2 separate regions of the Homo sapiens genome follow, and region 1 is linked to region 2. A link is an interaction called in ENCODE POLR2A ChIA-PET data of the cell type or tissue named here. Cell type or tissue: K562. All regions are shown on one strand. Links, peaks and the distances in the headings refer to the core of each region. The heading gives the core; the rest is flanking DNA. Region 1 overlaps USP48 (ubiquitin specific peptidase 48). Region 2 overlaps LDLRAD2 (low density lipoprotein receptor class A domain containing 2).

What was found. Peaks named below come from ENCODE experiments on the same cell type or tissue, not always from the same donor. Only the 100,000 strongest peaks of a DNase experiment are listed, where the experiment ranks them.
Region 1: POLR2A ChIA-PET joins it to region 2 with 5 read pairs; 3 of 35 experiments call an interaction of 5 or more read pairs at or near these places.

Annotation. Positions count from the first base shown.
Region 1 is chr1:21,743,433-21,747,804 of GRCh38, forward strand. USP48 (ubiquitin specific peptidase 48) reads right to left here. Exons shown (of 27, transcript NM_032236.8): 8 at 3,635-3,717. Among named protein-coding and RNA genes, the nearest start is that of USP48, 38 kb to the right of the region's middle. In K562, for the core only: no CTCF peak of the experiment used is centred there; no DNase peak of the experiment used is centred there.
Region 2 is chr1:21,819,951-21,824,290 of GRCh38, forward strand. It overlaps LDLRAD2 (low density lipoprotein receptor class A domain containing 2), which reads left to right. Exons shown (of 5, transcript NM_001013693.3): 4 at 1,500-1,661; 5 at 2,252-4,340. The coding sequence ends at 2,265. It overlaps HSPG2 (heparan sulfate proteoglycan 2), which reads right to left. Exons shown (of 97, transcript NM_005529.7): 95 at 4,171-4,254; 96 at 3,666-3,769; 97 at 2,294-3,538. The coding sequence ends at 3,366. Among named protein-coding and RNA genes, the nearest start is that of LDLRAD2, 9.9 kb to the left of the region's middle. RefSeq lists an enhancer at 1,673-2,539. In K562, for the core only: no CTCF peak of the experiment used is centred there; a DNase peak (open chromatin) is centred at 2,611.

The DNA.
Region 1 (4,372 bases), core at 1-4,000, 77 kb before region 2:
GGGCATCACCAGTGGGGTTCCTCTCCCACTACCTTCAATAACCCAGGTGAAGAAGCAGGGGCAGCAGAGTAAGATTTAATTATGGGTTACGCTGTGGCTGGCAATATCCCAGGAGAAAAAAGAGTAAACTAAGCTATGTTTAGGGATGCATGCTTATATAGTAAAATGCTAAAGAAGAAAAAAAATAAAAGAAGCATTCCACATGAAAGTCAGATAAGTGGTTACACTTAAGGGGAGGAAGGTGGTTTTAACTGTGCAACTGGGAGGGGCACAAAAGGAGGCTTCCGGGGTACCAGAAATATTTTTCTTTCTTGATCTGGGGAGTACACATAATTCATAATTCACTAAGCCATGCATTTTTGTGTTTTGAACTTTTAGGAATATGATATATTTCAAAATTTAAAAAGAAAAAACTAAAATATGCTGAGATACATGAAACTTCAACTATAGAAGGACAAGGCAAGGTAAGGCACTGAGTAAGGGCTGAGCGAGGGTGGAAGGCAAGATCACTAAAAAAAAGAAGTTGCTACTGGGTCAGCTGGAAGGAGCGTCTACAAAAGAATCTTAATAGTATTCCCTATATCATTAATGAAGACAATAATCCACAGGTATCAGCAGTAGCTGTCTTTATTACCAATAGACAGCATTAAAAATGTTGACATTACCATTCTTGCAGATAACCTGGATTTATATTCATCAATTCATTGAACTAATCAATTTTAAAATTAAGGCCAGGCGTGGTGGCTCACACCTGTAATCCCACCACTTTGGGAGGCCGAGGTGGGCAGATCACCTGAGGTTGGGAGTTCTCGAGACCAGCCTGGCCAATATGGCGAAATCCCATCTCTACTAAAGATACAAAAATTAGCCAGGTACGATGGCATGCGTCTGTAGTCCCAGCTACTCGAGAGACTGAGGCAGAGAGAATTGCTTGAACCCAGGAGGTGGAGGCTGCAGTGAGTCGAAATTGCACCACTGCACTCCAGCCTGGGCGACGCAAAATTCTGTCTCAAAAAAAAAAACAGAAAAAGAAAAAAACTTCAGAATTAACATAGTTTTTAGGCCAGGTGCGGTGGGTCACGCCTGTAATTCCAGCACTTTGGGAGGACAAGGCGGGCAGATCACTTGAGGTCAGGAGTTCAAGACCAGCCTGGTCAACACAGTGAAACCCCGTCTCTACTAAAAATACAAAAAATTAGCCAGGCATGGTGGCAGGCGCCTGTAATCCCAGCTACTCGGAAAGCTGAGGCAGGAGAATTGCTTGAACCCAGGAGATGGAGGGTGCAGTGAGCCGAGATCATGCCACTGCACTCCAGCCTGGGCAACAGAATGAAACTCTATCTCTAAAAAAAAAAAAAAAAAAAAAAAAATGCTAAGCTTTTAAGTCCCCAAGGAATATGGCAAGACTTGAGTTTGAGAGTCAGGGGCTAATGTTCAAAAATGAGGATCCCTCATTCTAAAGATGTCTGCATATCTGCAGTCTCACCATTTAAAGAAACAGGTGGATTCTCCTTTTAACAACAGATCTTCTTTTGGATCCATCTTTTGAGCTTTGCATGGATATGTGTGTACAGATTTGTGTGGTTATGTGTGGGTACGGGAAAATATAAATACTAATTATCTGGATGACAAAATTACATATGGTTTGTATTTCTTTTCTTTATGCTTTCTGAATTTCCCAAATTATCTAGAACAAATCCTATGCAATTAACAAAAGTTAATTGTTTTTAGTCTTCTACCTATATAAGGTACAGCAAGCATTACGACAGCGTGTAAAAGACAAGCCTATAACTATAAACCACTAGATTGCTTTTACCAGTCCTAACAATTCTAAAATGAGTAGATAATATTTATTTATTTATTTATTCATTCATTTATTTAAAAATTAAGGAGACAAACATGGTGGCTCATGCCTGTAATCCCAGCACTTTCGGGAGGCTGAAGTAGGAGGATCACTAGAGCCCAGGAGTTCAAGACCCCGTCTCTAAAAAAAAATAACTAAAAATTAGCTGGGCCTGGTGGAATATGCCTGTAGTTCCAGCTTGAGCCCAGGAGGCTGAGTCCGTGATGAGCCGTGATCACATCAATGCAATTTATAGCCTGGGCGACAGAGCCAGACCCTGTCTCAAAAACAAATTAATAAAAAATAAAAAATACTATATTTAGTAAACCAACATACCAAAATTAAGTATTTCTACAGGTTTTGATCTAACACGTCCTTTTGATAAATATTTTCTTTATAGCATAAACTGGGCAAATATATAATAAACTTAGTAAGTAGTAATAGTAACAATTCAAACTCATCCAGTCAAGTCAAGCAAAGTGCTCATTTCACATCTCCTAAGTTTCTGGACTGGGAAGCCACTAACCCATTAGATTTTCCTCAATTTCAATTGCCTGAACAAAGGAGGCAGGAAGCAAACTACTACATAAAGTGAACTATAGCTAAGTTTATTTATTCAACAAAATTTAACAATCTAACATTGAAGTCCAAAACTGAAGTTGAAAACAGTTTCCTTGTTCCACAGAGGTACAAATTTTAAAGTACAGTACTGAAGAGTATCATACATTTGAAAGCTTACATATTTATTTAGCACATTCCTCCCCAACTTTCCCAATCATGTCTCTTAAAGGTTTTTACAGCTTGCTTCCATTGTAAGCTGCCTCCAGAAATGTCTCTTAAAGGTTTTTACAGCTTGCTTCCATTGTAAGCTGCCTCTAGAAATTTTTTATTTTTTTGGAAAGAGATAGAGTTTATAAAATAATTTCTACATTAAAAATTTCAGGTTGGGGGCAGTGGCTCACGCCTGTAATCCCAGCACTTAGGGAGGTCAAGGCAGGTGTCCCACTTGAGGCCAGGAGTTTGAGACCAGCTTGGCCAACACGGCAAAACCCTAAAGTGCAAAAATTAGCTGGGCTCCCTTGTAGCCTCCCAGCTACAAGGGAGGCTGAGGTTGCAGTGAGCTGAGATCGTGTCACTGCACTCCAGCCTAGGCAACAGAGCAAGACTCCGTCTCAAAAATACATACATACATACATAATATTTTATAAGTACTACAATCAACCTTAAAGGGAAGTAAAACAGTCCTTTCTCTAGTAAGACTCAACCTGTTTGGTAGGATGAAGACTACCAAAAGAAAAAAGCAGTACTTATTTCTTGTTAAAACAATGATAGCATCCTAGGGCGTATCAGTAGTTGCAGATATGAAAAATGAAAGCATAAATACTGGAATTATGCCACCTAATGTTTCTGGGACAACGTTTTTAAAAAAGTGAATAGAGGCGCTTGGAGACTGTTAGTTTTGAGAAATGATAAATAATAGTATTGAAACTAAGGTGGCAAGTGCGGGTTCAGAAACAGTAAAATACCTTTTTCATTTTTTACAAATTATTTTTATACCCTTAATTCTGTACATATCGATGAACCACCTCATCTTTGCTATATGCTTACTCACACAAAATGGAATTAACATCTTGGCTCTCCTAAAAAAGTCTTTGTTCCCAGACAGAGGTTCCCAGAGAGAGATTAGCAAACAAAAATTGGCAATTGACTGCTATTCTATATTAATCACAAGCCGATCACAAGTTAGAGTCTCTGAGCATTATAATGTTTACTCCTCAGTAAAAATATTACCTTTATGTTCCACATAAGGCTCCATATCCAAAATTTCTGAGAAGCCAATGTAGGTATTCAGCTTTTTCTTATGTCCAGTTTGCCTAACCAAGAGGAAAGCTGATTATATTTACATTTAAAACAATCATAATACAATATATAAGCTCTATTAGCTATTTTAATAAACTCAACAGTAGCTAGCTTTCACTTCACAATCTTCCTCCAAAACATGTACAATTAGAAGTAAACAGAATATTGTTTTATAGCTGGACAAATATGAGGTTAAAAAATGTGAATGCGAAGTGCTGATTCCAAACACAGCTTATTTTCCAGAAGTTTCAACTTAATCACAAAACAGATTATCCTGCTTTACAGAAGACATGCACATGTGCAAACATTGCCTTGATTTTAATTATAAAATGAAAAATACATTCCCATGGCGGGGGTGTAATGAGTACAAAATTTATTCTATTTAAAATAAAGGACAATACAGAAGGTCAGGGTAATTCAATTACTTGCAGTTTTTCTTTCTTTTTTTTTTTCCAAGACAGAGTTTCACTCTTGTTGCCCAGGCCGGAGTACAATGGTGCAATCTCGGCTCACTGCAACCTCCGCCTCCTGGGTTCAAGTGATTCTCCTGCCTCAGCCTCCCCAGTAGCTGGGATTACAGGCGCCTGCCACCACGCCCGGCTAATTTTTGTATTTTTAGTAGAGACGGGGTTTCACCATGTTGGCCCGGCTGATCTCGAACTCCTGACC
Region 2 (4,340 bases), core at 341-4,340:
AGAGAGAGTGAGTGGGGAGGCACTGCACACTTTTAAACAACCAGATCTTGAGAGAACTCACTATCTTGAGAACAGCACCAAACGGATGGTGCTAAACTATTCATGAGAAATCCACCCCCATGATCTAATCACTTCCTACCAGGCCCCACCTCCAACACTGGGAATTACAATTTGACCTGAGATTTGGGTGGGAACACAGATCCAAACTCTATCAGAATATATTTAATGCCACTGAACTGTACCCCTAACCATGGTTAAATGGTAAACGTTATGTGCTTTGCCACAGTAAGAAAAGCGGCAGCCCGCTGGGCGCGGTGGCTCACGCCTGTAATCCCAGCACTTTGGGAGGCAGAGGCGGGAGGATCACGAGGTCAGGAGATCGAGACCACAGTGAAACCCCGTCTCTACTAAAAATACAAAAAATTAGCTGGGCGCAGTGGCGGGCACCTGTAGTCCCGGCTACTCGGGAGGCTGAGGCAGGAGAATGGCGTGAACCCGGAAGGCGGAGCTTGCAGTGAGCCGAGATCCTGCCACTGCACTCCAGCCTGGGCGACAGAGCGAGACTCCGTCTCAAAAAAAAAAAAAAAAAAAGAAAAGAAAAGAAAAGCGGCAGCCCTGCCCCCACCAACATGCGTAATTTTTCTCACTAGCATCTATCTCCTTTAGACATAAATTCTATTCATGTGTTTTGTTTCTCCCCACACTAAACTCCCAGTGCCATGAAGACATATTTGTCATGTGCTCATGGTTGTATCCCCCAGTTGCTAGAGCCATGCCTGGGGGCATAGGAGATGCTCAAGAAATACTAGTCAAATGAATGGAAGAAGGAACCTCTATGCCTCAGTTTCCTTATCTGTGAAATGGGGATAAACCTCACCCTTCAGAGTTGTTGTAAACTGTGAGTGGCATACATAGGTAACGGGCCCAGCACAGAGTGTGGTGCTTGATGCACAGAAAATGCTCATGGCCGGGCATGGTGGCTCACGCCTGGAATCCCAGCATTTTGGGAGGCTGAGGCAGGTGGATTGCTTGAGCTCAGGAGTCGAGACCAGCTTGGGCAACATAGTGAGATCCCGTCTCTACAAAAAATAGAAAAATTAGCCAGGCATGGTGGCACGTGCTGGTAGTCCCAGCTACTCGGGAGGCTGAGGTAGGAGGATCACTTGAGCCTGGGAGGCAGAAGTTGCAGTGAGTGGTGATTGCGCCACTGGACTCCAGCCTGGGCGACAGAGTGAGACCCTGCCTCAATGCTCAGTACATGTACACCCTCTTCCTTGGGAAGTAGCTCCACTCATAGACCTTAGGCCCTGGAGCCAGACCATGTGAGTTCAAGTCCTCCTATCACTTCCAGCTAATTGAACTCGGCAAGTGACAACCTCTCTGTAAAATGGAAACACAGAGTGACAAACTCAGGGAAGTCTTGTGAGGATTGAATGAAACACACAAGTGTCCCAGAAAGGGCAGTTCTCAGTGTGCTAGTTCTGTTCTTTCCCATGCAGGTCCCTCTCCGGTGCCCAGCCAGACAGGAAGTACAGATGCCCATACCTCCAGATCCCTGACTCCCTCCCCAGCTCTCGGGTCTGCAGGATCCCTCTGGATTGCAGCTGAGAGGAGTTCCCCAGCAGGCAGGGACCCCACGAGACAAGACGCAGCTTTGGAAGGTTACACCTTGCTCCTACTCTTCCCACCAAAATCATACCTGTCCCTCTCTAGGTGATGGGGACGGGGCAGAGGACCCAGGCCGAGGCCTGAGTGGACTTTCTCTTCCCACAGGCCCCCAGCTCTGAGGGGTGGCGCTGGCCTCCTCGATGCTCCTGGCCTCTGCTGGCCTCCTCCTGGGCCTCCTCTGGTGCTGTTGCTCTCCCAGCTGGCTGGCCTGGCAACCTGGTGCCCGTGGCCTCTGCCTCCACTGCAGCACAGCCTGTACCACGTGCTACCCATGTCCCAGCCAGGTCTCCCCAGGGGGCTGCAGTTGAGTGGCCCAGCCTTATAGGATCAGGGAGGCCATCCCTAGAGGGGCTTCGGGCACATGGGAATGATACTAGGCTCTGGGGTCAGACTCTTTGGGTTCTAACCCCCTGGCTCTCTGTCTGATGTTGGACAGGCCCCCTAACCCTCTGAGACTCAGCTGCCCCTCTAGAAAATAGGACAATTCCTGCCTCACAGGGTTGGGGGCCTGGGGGCCTCGCTGATCCCAAGCCAGCTTGCTTCACCCCCAGATCTCACCTGCCCTGCTCTGCCCCATCCACAGGCTCCACTGAGTGAAGCCCTCATCAAAGACTCAGGAGGCCCCTGGCGGGGATAGCACCGTTTATTAAGAAAAATCAAGACAAAGACCACAGGAGGGTCCCTTCTAGGACACAGAGGCCAGGCGTCCCAACCCCACAGTCTGGGGGCCACTGGCAGGATGGCACTTGAGCTGGATCTTCAGGCTCCTGCAGATGGGGCAGGGTGGTCATATCCCCCTCCTCTCTCTCTCAGTCGTGAGTCCTGCCTTCCCCCACCTAAGGCACTAGCTCTTCCTGAGCACCAGCGGCATCCGTCCGTCCGTTGTCTGTTGGAGGAGTCCCTGGGCCTTCACTTCCAGATGGGTGGGGATGTGGCCTGGGGTGGGCGGGGCCCGGTGGGCGGGGCCCTATCAGTGCTGGGCTCTGCCTGTAGCAGCTCCTGGTAAGAGTTGGGGTGGGCCTTCCCTTACAGCCCCTGAGGGAGGGACCCCAGGCTGTGTGCTGGCAGGAGGGGGTGGGAATGCAGGCCAGGAGGACGTGGTAGGAGGGGGAGTCTGCCAGAGGAGGTGCCAGGGGCTGGGTGGAGGTGGGTGGGGGTGCTGAAAAACGAGCTGGTGGGGATGGGGACCGCCTGCCCAGGGGTGAGCTGCCTTTTGCTCCACAGCCGGCACTAAAGACAATTCCCAATCCTGAGTGGGTGGCAGAGACTCCTGCGATGCCCGTCTCAGGTAGCTGTGGGGCACCAGCCCACAAGCCGAGGTTGGCTCTCCTAGGAGTGAGAACTGCCCAAGGGCTGCAGAAACAGGCCACCCAGCTCTATCTGGGGGCTCCATCGGTGGGTAGGGGGACAGTGGGGGCAGTTCTGGGCCCACCCAGCCACTGTTCCTGACCCCAAGTCCTGGTGACTTTCTGAGGTGCCCACTCCCATCCAACCTGCCTTGCTGGCCAGCCTTGTGGCTTTGCCCAGCTGTGTGTGTGAGGGTGGCATGCCCACCTCCAGTCCAGCCCAGGGCGGTAGCAGCAAAGCGTGGCATCGCCTCGGTTTCTTACAAAAATTCATAATAATATTAATAATAATATACTCGACATTGTCGGGCTGGGGCGTGGCCCGGGAGTCCGTGTGGGGCAGGCAGGTGCCTACGAGGGGCAGGGGCGTGTGTTGGCCCCGGCCTGGGCGCGGTGCTGCAGGTCCAGGGGCTGTGGGGGCGGGGCGCCGGGTCGGGCCGAGTGCAGCACCAGGTTCTTGACACAGCCTGTGATGCCTGAGGAGAATCTGCCCCCGGTCAGCGTGGCCACGTCAGGGGCTCCGCCTGCCGGGAGGTGAGAGGACAGGGCCTGTGGGCTCCAGCAGCCCAGGAGGCGAGGAAGGCTGGGCGAGCTCTAGCCCTAAGGGAGTGCCGTTCCTGCCCCTGCCCTGAGAAGGAGCCCCAGACTTACCGATGTAGACGCTGCCCTTGGCGTTGACTGCCACGTTGGGACCTGGGGACCGGCCGCTGACCAGCTCCTCACCGTCGACTTGGATGGAACCTCTGCGGCCCTCCCTGCAGTGGAACTGGGTCAGGCCCCTTTCCACAAACTTCCTGGTCCTCCCCGGCCCCACGACAGAGTCCCCTCCCTCTGATATCGAGACTCCAGACTCAGAAGTCTGTCCCTGTTTCCCAAGCTCTTTCTTTCCCCCGCTGAACGAGAGATCGGGCCCCACAAACACAGCTTCCTCATTTCTGCACCCAGGTTTCCTCCCACTCCTGGGGCACTCGCCTGCCCCCAGCGGAGTTCAGTCCGAGATGGAAGCCCGAGCCCTGGCTGGTGGGTTCTCCCCTCCCCTGGCTTCAAGTTCTGTCTCCACAGAGCTCAATACCTGCCTCTCTGCCCATGGTAGGGGGCGTCCTGCCCCACTCCAGAACGCTGGGCCCCATCCCGAGTGCCCGGCAGGGTCCCTTACCGCAGTGCTGTCACCCGGTGCCACTCGCCGTCATTGATGGGGTCCTCAGAGACCAGGCGGGCCTCCCCACTACCCAGCTGGTACCTGCAGTCATCCAGGCCCAAGAAGTATGAGCTGGGGCAGGACCGGGGGGTGGGGTGCTGGGACCAGGGAAGGGAGAGGAAGGGCCA